Linked DNA regions of Homo sapiens: regions 2 and 3 are each linked to region 1. Evidence: chromatin loops called from intact Hi-C (ENCODE). Cell type or tissue: endothelial cell of umbilical vein. All regions are shown on one strand. Region 1 overlaps TSPAN9 (tetraspanin 9). Region 2 overlaps TSPAN9 (tetraspanin 9). Region 3 overlaps TSPAN9 (tetraspanin 9).

What was found. A loop is a pair of places that touch in the nucleus more often than their neighbours do. Peaks named below come from ENCODE experiments on the same cell type or tissue, not always from the same donor. Only the 100,000 strongest peaks of a DNase experiment are listed, where the experiment ranks them.
Region 2: a loop joins it to region 1, with 2.7 times the contacts of the local background. A loop is called at or near these places in 79 of 110 quality-filtered maps.
Region 3: it touches region 1 in a loop (2.4-fold over the local background); 19 of 110 quality-filtered maps call a loop at or near these places.

What each region holds. Positions count from the first base shown.
Region 1 is chr12:3,216,159-3,218,658 of GRCh38, forward strand. All of the region lies in intron 3 of TSPAN9 (tetraspanin 9), which reads left to right. Among named protein-coding and RNA genes, the nearest start is that of TSPAN9-IT1, 68 kb to the left of the region's middle. In endothelial cell of umbilical vein, no CTCF peak of the experiment used is centred here; a DNase peak (open chromatin) is centred at 1,393; H3K27ac peaks cover 1,890 bases.
Region 2 is chr12:3,134,475-3,136,974 of GRCh38, forward strand. All of the region lies in intron 2 of TSPAN9 (tetraspanin 9), which reads left to right. Among named protein-coding and RNA genes, the nearest start is that of TSPAN9-IT1, 14 kb to the right of the region's middle. RefSeq lists enhancers at 1,183-1,684, 1,685-2,184, 2,246-2,500. In endothelial cell of umbilical vein, a CTCF peak has its summit at 1,158 (motif pointing right); a DNase peak (open chromatin) is centred at 1,197.
Region 3 is chr12:3,152,161-3,154,660 of GRCh38, forward strand. The region is part of intron 2 of TSPAN9 (tetraspanin 9); the gene reads left to right. Among named protein-coding and RNA genes, the nearest start is that of TSPAN9-IT1, 3.6 kb to the left of the region's middle. In endothelial cell of umbilical vein, no CTCF peak of the experiment used is centred here; DNase peaks (open chromatin) are centred at 1,031 and 2,371.

The DNA.
Region 1 (2,500 bases):
GGGGCCCTCTGGGAGCTGGGGAGTCTGTGCTGTGATTGGCAGGAGTTGGACAGATTTGCTTGCTTGGGCTATCTGCCTGTGGGGCTCTCAGCTGGATCATCCTGCGACTACTGACTAAGCAGCCAGATGGCTTTTGCTGGGACCTTCCAGATGTGGGAGTAGGTTTTGGAGGTGCTCATTCGTGCCCACATGGCCCTGGGTCCACATCTCTTTTGCTCCCCCGAGATGTCCAAGCTCACACTGGGCACTCGCTGGTCAGAGTGGTTGGGGTTCTGGAGGCGGGGCTTGGGAGGATATGGGGAGCTTCTCCAGCATCAAGCCTCCCTTTTACCAGGATTTTCGTACCGTCTCAAAGCACCCAAAGCTCTTCTCAAACACATCTCGTCAGTGGGGAGGCTTATACAGAGAGGGAGATGGGGTGCCTGGTGTCCAGGTCCCACTGGGCACAGGGCCTGCAGGGCTGAGGTGGAACCCACTGGAACCCGGAGTGGCCCTAATGGGCCTGGAAGCCCGTTTGTCACAGGTGTGGTCCGGAGGTGGTTCTGGCTTCCAGATTCAGCCATGTGGATCCCCTAAGGGGTCACCTGCTGCCTTTCTCTGCTTCCCAAAAACGTCCACGTGGGCTTTTTTCTCTGCAGGCACCCTAGGGAGGTGGAACCTCCTTGGCCAAGGCCCTCATCTCTAGCCTTCAGACACAGATCCCCAAGGCCCCTGCTTTGGAGGGCTCTGAGGGCTCCCTGGGTCCTGGTGAAGGTCCAGGCCAGGCCACCACCCCAAGGGCCCACTGTCCTGGGGGAAGCTGAGCCTCCTGAGTAGGCCCCTGAACTGCAGTTGGAGGAAGGGCTGGAGAGGAGATGAGAAGTGGCAGACTGGCTGAGAGACTGCTCAGAGGGCAGCCTGTTGCCCGGCTGTTTAATTTACTGGAGTTATTTTTCCTCATCGTTCCCTTTCTTTGGTGTTCCCAGGCTGCTATTCGTGGCTCTTTCCCTGCTGAGCTCTCTTCACGTCACTGTATTTAGGAGATAACTGAGGAGCTGAGCCTTCCACCTGCCCCTGGGCCTCATGCCCGGACCTTGGATGCCAGGGGCTGAGGTGTAGCATCCTGGGGTCCCTGATGGCAATGTCCCCTGAGTTGGCTGGGGTTGGGCTTAGATCTTGCACTCTACGTGACCGGCAAGGGAGGTGGTCAGAGACACCCTCAGCTTCTCTGACATCTGTCTAGCTATGGAAGTGTCATCTGGAAAGATCCTGCCCAGTGTTGCTGGGAATGAGCCATCCTGCCCAGTGTTGCTGGGAATGAGCCACTCCTTCTCTTCTGTCATGCTGGGTCTGTGATGTCCAGAGGCCCCGTGTCATTGAGGCAGCGGTGAGGGCCCTGTTTGGGCTTGTTCTTGGAGAGGAGGAAGTTGAGTCACCCCAGACCATATTACTCCCTTTCACTTTCCCCAGGGAATTCAGAGACTTTTCCCTTTGGGAGGGGGAGAAGATGACCAGAACCCGCAGGGACTCAACTCCCCTGGCTTCAGCTGTCTGCTGCCTGCATCCCTTCACCCCTTCACCCCTTCACCCCAGCATCTGATCATCTGTCCCTTCCCTGCTTCCAGGCCTTCTCTAGCCTGGTCTGGAAAGTGAGACGTAATATGGGGAAGACAGCACGTGCTCTAGGGATGGGTGAGCTTGCTTCTCGGTGTCACCACTTCCTGTGTGTACAGTACAGAGCAAGGTGCTTAACTTTTAGAACCTTGACCTTCTCATCTATAAAATGGGTTGATGATGAGACTACTTTCTAGATGGGTTCAAGGAGCAACTGAAACACTGTATGAAGAGGTTTCAGGTCATTGTGTGGTGTGTGGCGGGTGTGTTGGGGCCAGCTGAGTTTTGCATGGGATAATGATACCCTCTGGGGTGGCATAGCCATGCTCCTTGGCAGGACAATATGGGATGTGTACAGATTTTGGGTGTGCATGCCTGCGTCCTGTGCTCAGCCCCCATTTTTTCTGTGGGCCCTGGTTTTCTCTAGGCTTTGTTTTGGCTTTCTCTTCAGCAGAATGAGGTGTTCTGTGTCTCCCACCAACCCCAACTTCCTCGGGGCAGGGAGCAAAGGACAGATGGGGAGTGAGCTCACAGCTCTGAGTGCTTTGAGATCACAGCTGAGGTCAGGGAGGAAAGAGGAGGAGGCGTGTTCTCTGCTTTTAGGATGCTCCCTTGAGACTGCATGTTTAAACTAGATTTGAAACCTCTTACTGAGCTCTCAAAAGGACTGCCAGGAGGAGACCTTTGGGGCCTGCAGTGGCCAGACTAGCTAGGGATCTGGTTGGGGCTATGATGGCCAGGACTTCTCACCTGGCCTTCTCAGGCAAGCCTGGGTGGGCCAGGGGTGATGGCGGTAGGAGCGGGCCTGGCTGCCTTCCTGAGGGCCTTGGCAGAGATGGAGTAAAAGATAAAAGTAGGACCTGGGAATGGGGAGGAGGAGAGGAAAAACGCAAAGGGGAAAGGAAGG
Region 2 (2,500 bases), 82 kb before region 1:
AGGCTGGAGCCCAGCTCCCCTCATTCTGTCTGTCCTGCCTCATATCTGCAAGGGTCTGCTTGCCTCCGCTCGGGGCTGCTGCTTTGGGGTGGAAGGTCGCTTGGGTCAGAGGGCCTTGGGTCACAGGCAGATGGGCCCTCTGGAGGGATGGAGGGAAGTTTGGGGACAGTGGCATGGCCGATGGCTGTTTGGGGCGCCCAACTTCTGAGACAGAAGGCGGGAAGCATTTGGGGCCCTGGGATCCAGTTTGGTCAGGCCTGGAGAGCCAGCTGCTCTGCTGGTGAATGTGACTGTGAGCTGAGAGCAGGGGCTAGCTCTGCTGGGGAAGGTGGACGTATAGTCAGGCGATCACAGTCCAGGGTGGATGAGGGTGATGGCGTGCAGCGTGGAAGAGGCAGTGACGTTTGTACAGGCACATCATCCATGTATAGAAGGGAGGAAGAAGAACAATGTGGGGAAAAGCATGGCAAACGCAGGGGCTGGCTAGCTGTGGAGGACATGGGGGAGTAGGGGAGAGACCACTCGGAGGTGCCTGCAGTCAGGGCTGGCATCTTGTTTGCCTGTTCCTTCTCAGTGCCTAGGCACTGCATTGCTTTAGAGTTGGGGCAACACTATTAATTGATTGATTGACAGGGTTTTGCTCTGTCACCCAAGCTAGAGTGCAGTGTCACGATCGGAGCTCACTGCAGCCTCGAACCTCCTGTGCTCAAGCAATCCTCCCACCTTGGCCTCCTGAGTAGCTGGTACCACTGATGCACTCCACCACACCTGGCTAAATTTTAAATTTGATTTGTAAAGATGGGGTCTCACTGTGTTGCTCAGGCTGGTCTGGAACTCCTGGCATCAAGTGATCCTCCTGTCTTGGCCTCCCAAAGTGCTGGGATTACAGGAGCGAGCCACTGTGCCCGGCCACCACGTTTTTATTTGTTACAGGGGTGTATGAGGCACACTCCTTCCTTAATCCCTGGGAGGATAGGCAGCAGGCTTTTGGTGTTCTGTGGGTTTTTGACACGTTTTCTCCTTCTTACACCCTCTGCTTCCTGCTAGGTTCTGCCTCAGCCAGCTCATCATTCAGCCCTGGTCCAGGCCTGCAGGGTTGAGGGGCTGTGGCCCTGAGGCTTGCTTGGTGGCCTTCTGGCTTGTTGCTGTTCTTACTGATGTTGACCACTAGATGGCAGCAGGAAACCTATCAATTTCTCCCCCAGGTCCATCGTATTCAAGTCAAGCCCTTTGGTCTGGGTGGATCAGCCATCGCCCCTTGATGGCATGGGGACTCAAATTCCACATCTCACTGATTCCAGGATGGGTCTGAGGAAAGGCTGGGATGAAGCCGAGGCAGCCCTCTCAGACGTACCCTGTGTCCAACTCTCCTGTGACATTCTTGAGAAGCGGCTGTCTCAGCTCAGGTAGTCCCAGGGTTGGGAGATACCCTTTTAGTAGAGTTCCCACCATTGGGAAAATCTTTGCCACGTGTGCTGGCTGGGTTTTCAGTGTCTTAAAGGGTCCAGAAGCCGAGACCCAGTGTCCCCGAGGAAAGTCCTGTTGCTCCCCGAGGAGTCCCCAGCTTGGTAGCCTGTGCAGTTACTGAGGGCACTGTGGTGGTGGGACACAGTGCTCCTGGCCTGGGAGGGACAACAGCGTAAGAGCAAGGGCATGCTGCACATCAGCAGTGACGTGCAGTGACAGCAAACATGTAGGAAGCACTTCGTGAGCCAGGGATGCCCTGACTCCTTTGCTTACATTTATTGGTTTCCTCCTCTTTGAGGGGCAGCCCTGAATCCCTCCTAATCAGGTGCAGCTGAGCGGGGCCTTGAATGCAGGCAGGCTGGCTCCAGAGTCCCGGGATAAGTCACGCACCACTCATCGTGGGCATTCTTAAGCCTTTGCGTGGGGCTCGACAGTTTGTGTTACAGTTCACGTGGCTCTTCCTCAAATGCCTTGTCTCATTGATCTCCCCCACAGCCCCTGTGTCAGGTACTGGGGGATCCTCTTTTTTGCAGATGAGGAAATTGAGGCTCAGAGAAGTGAAGGATGCCTCCAGCATTGCAAAGACAGGACACCAAACCCTGTCATTAGATTCTGAGTCGGGGTGGCTCTCCTTTTGTCGTGAAGCGGGTTTGCATGAGTAGGGTTGGAAGGAGGGAGAGGAGCCCTCAGATGCCTGAGGTCAGGGCAACTGTCAGAAAATCTATTCTGTTCCCAAACCCTCTGTAAGAGGAACACATGTTCAGGTGCCCGTGGGAAGCTGAAGCTCCTGCCCAGCCAGTAAGTAAACAGGAGCTGGAGGGAGAGAGTGTGCGAGAATGAGGAGGTGGTGACCGCAGCCATCCGCTCCCGCCATAGTGTACCCCTCAGCTGGAGGCAGGGGTGGGGGGCACATTGGCTGGGGACCCCTCTAAGGCAGGGCTGGAGAAACAGCCCCCACTGTGCACTGTGGAGCCGCCAGGTGGTCCCAGCTGCCAGAACCCCTGCCCCGTCCAGTCCTGCTGTGAAGGCTTCG
Region 3 (2,500 bases), 64 kb before region 1:
GGCTTCCTGTTTTCCAAGGCACCCCCCTCTGTCATAGCTCATAGGGAAGCAGCTGCCACTTCCCAGCCCTCCTTGCCTGGCCACCAGGGAGGCTGCTGCGGGGTCAGCCCTCCTGATTGTCAGCAGGATCCTGGCACCCAGCTCCTCCCTCACCTGCCACAGGGTTTGGCCTGATGCCAGGGTGGGCTGGGATTTGGCATCCCACCGGCCCCTCTTTTTGGAAGGTCCTGTGGCAGTCCTTCTGTCCTTCTGACACACCTGCCCCCACTTGGCAAGCAGCCTTCCCCTGAGATCTAGTTCCTGAGTGTCCCCAGCGATGGACACAGTGAAACATGTATTGAAAAGAATGAGGGAAGGACAGTCTTGGGGGAGAATGCTGGACTGGCTGTTTCTAGCCTAGAGGCTGTCGTCAGAGCCCCGTTCTTTTCTTTTCTTTCTTTTTTGAGACGGAGTCTCGCTCTGTTGCCCAGGCTGGTGTGCAGTGGCGCGATCTTGGCTCACTGCAACCTCCGCCTCCCAGGTTCAAGCAATTCTCCCTGCCCCCGCCTCTCAAGTAGCTGGGACTACAAATGCCTACCACTATGCCCGGCTAATTTTTACATTTTTAAATAGAGATGGGGTTTCACCATGTTGGCCAGGCTGGTCTTGAACTCCTGACCTCAGGTGATCCACCCGCCTTGGCCTCCCAAAGTGCTGAGATTACAGGTGTGAGCCACCACGCCCAGCTGAGCCCCCTTCTTTTCTTATGCTGCATCAGAAGACAGGGACTCTGAAACCACAGCAGAAATGACAGAGCAGCAGAGGCGCACACACACCTGACGGGTGGGGGCCCCAGGACGGCATCTGTGCTCAGTGCGAACGCTGAGCTTCCTTTTATGGTGCGTGCACGCCTGCGCGTGTGTGGGGTGTGGTGGTGGTGGTGGTGGTGCAGGGCAGGCCTTCCTTGAAGCCCTCTTCAGACTGATTTGTGACACCTTTTCCTTGTGCCTTACCCCTGTGGCAGTCCCGGAAGGGCCTGAACAAAGCAGACATTTCCTGCCTAGCCCTTATCATCATGTGCTAGTTTATTTCAGGGTCAGGAGCTATTGGGCATTTTAAAAAAATACTTATCATATAAGTAATGCCGTATAATAGGAACACAAATCAAAGAAATAGGGGTATAAAATACCTGACAAACCTGCCATCATGACAAATCAGTTTTTTATTTTCCATGATGCCTTCAGTCTGTATTTGCTTGCAAACATAATTTTTTTTTACATGGTTATAGTCAATAATGTAGATAGAATTTTGTGTTCTATTTGCTTTCTTTAACATTTTAAGAATTTTGCATTCTATTTGCTTTCTTTAACATTTTACTATAAGCTACATAATCATCACAATTATGATCATCATCATCACACTTTCAAGTGGTTACATAGGAAATGTTTCCTATTTATCCGTTTTCCTACTGTTGAATGTTTAGCTCACAATTTTAACTTACCTAAATAGTAGAAACTGCACTAATACATTAATATGTTAATATTATATATATGTGTGTGCGTGTGTGTCTGTGGATGTATCTCTGTCTGTTTCTCTGTCTAGCTGTCTGTTTCGCTTTCCTACTGTTGAATGTGCAGCTCACAATTTTAACTTACCTAAATAGTAGAAACTGCATTACTACATTAATATGTTAGTATTATATATATATGTGTGTGTGTGTGTGCGTGTGTGTCTGTGGATGTATCTCTGTCTGTTTCTCTGTCTAGCTGTCTGTTCCCCTTTCCTACTGTTGAATGTGCAGCTCACAATTTTAACTTACCTAAATAGTAGAAACTGCACTAATACATTAATATATTAGTATTATATATATATGTGTGTGTGTGTGTGTGTGTGTGTGTGTGTCTGTGGATGTATCTCTATCTGTTTCTCTGTCTAGCTGTCTGCTCCCCCTTTTGCGTTATTTCCTTAGGACAATTCAAGAAGCCAAGCATTCTTTCCTAGAGCAATGAGGTATCTCATTCTGGGTTATTAAATACCAGCCGGAAGTCAGGTGCCTGAGAGCAGCCACAGGGTTTAGCTGAGATCTTGGCCCAAGTCTGTTTTCACACACTGCCCTTGGGAAGGCAGTCAGGTAGCAGAGGTCCTGCTTTAAAGGCTGTTCACTCTGCATTTTTATCCTATCTCCAGCTTCGAAGCCCGCTGGCCTGGTACATAGATTTTGCGTATGTTGCTTCACTCATTCAATAATTCCTAAGTGCACTCCCCATCTGACCCCATTCAAAGCAAGAGAAATAGGTCTCGCTCGCACCCTTAGGGAACTTGCAGTCTGAAATGACCGTGGGCTCACCCATTCAATTATATTCAATCAACTTTATGCAAGCCTGCAAACTCAGATGAGCGATAACAGCCCAGGGTTGTGGGCCCATCAGCGTGTTCCTCCCTTCCTCCCTCTCTTCCTTCCCTCCCTTTTCCTCAGCGTCCTGCTTTCATTGTTTTGCAGCAGGTTGACCAGCATAGAACA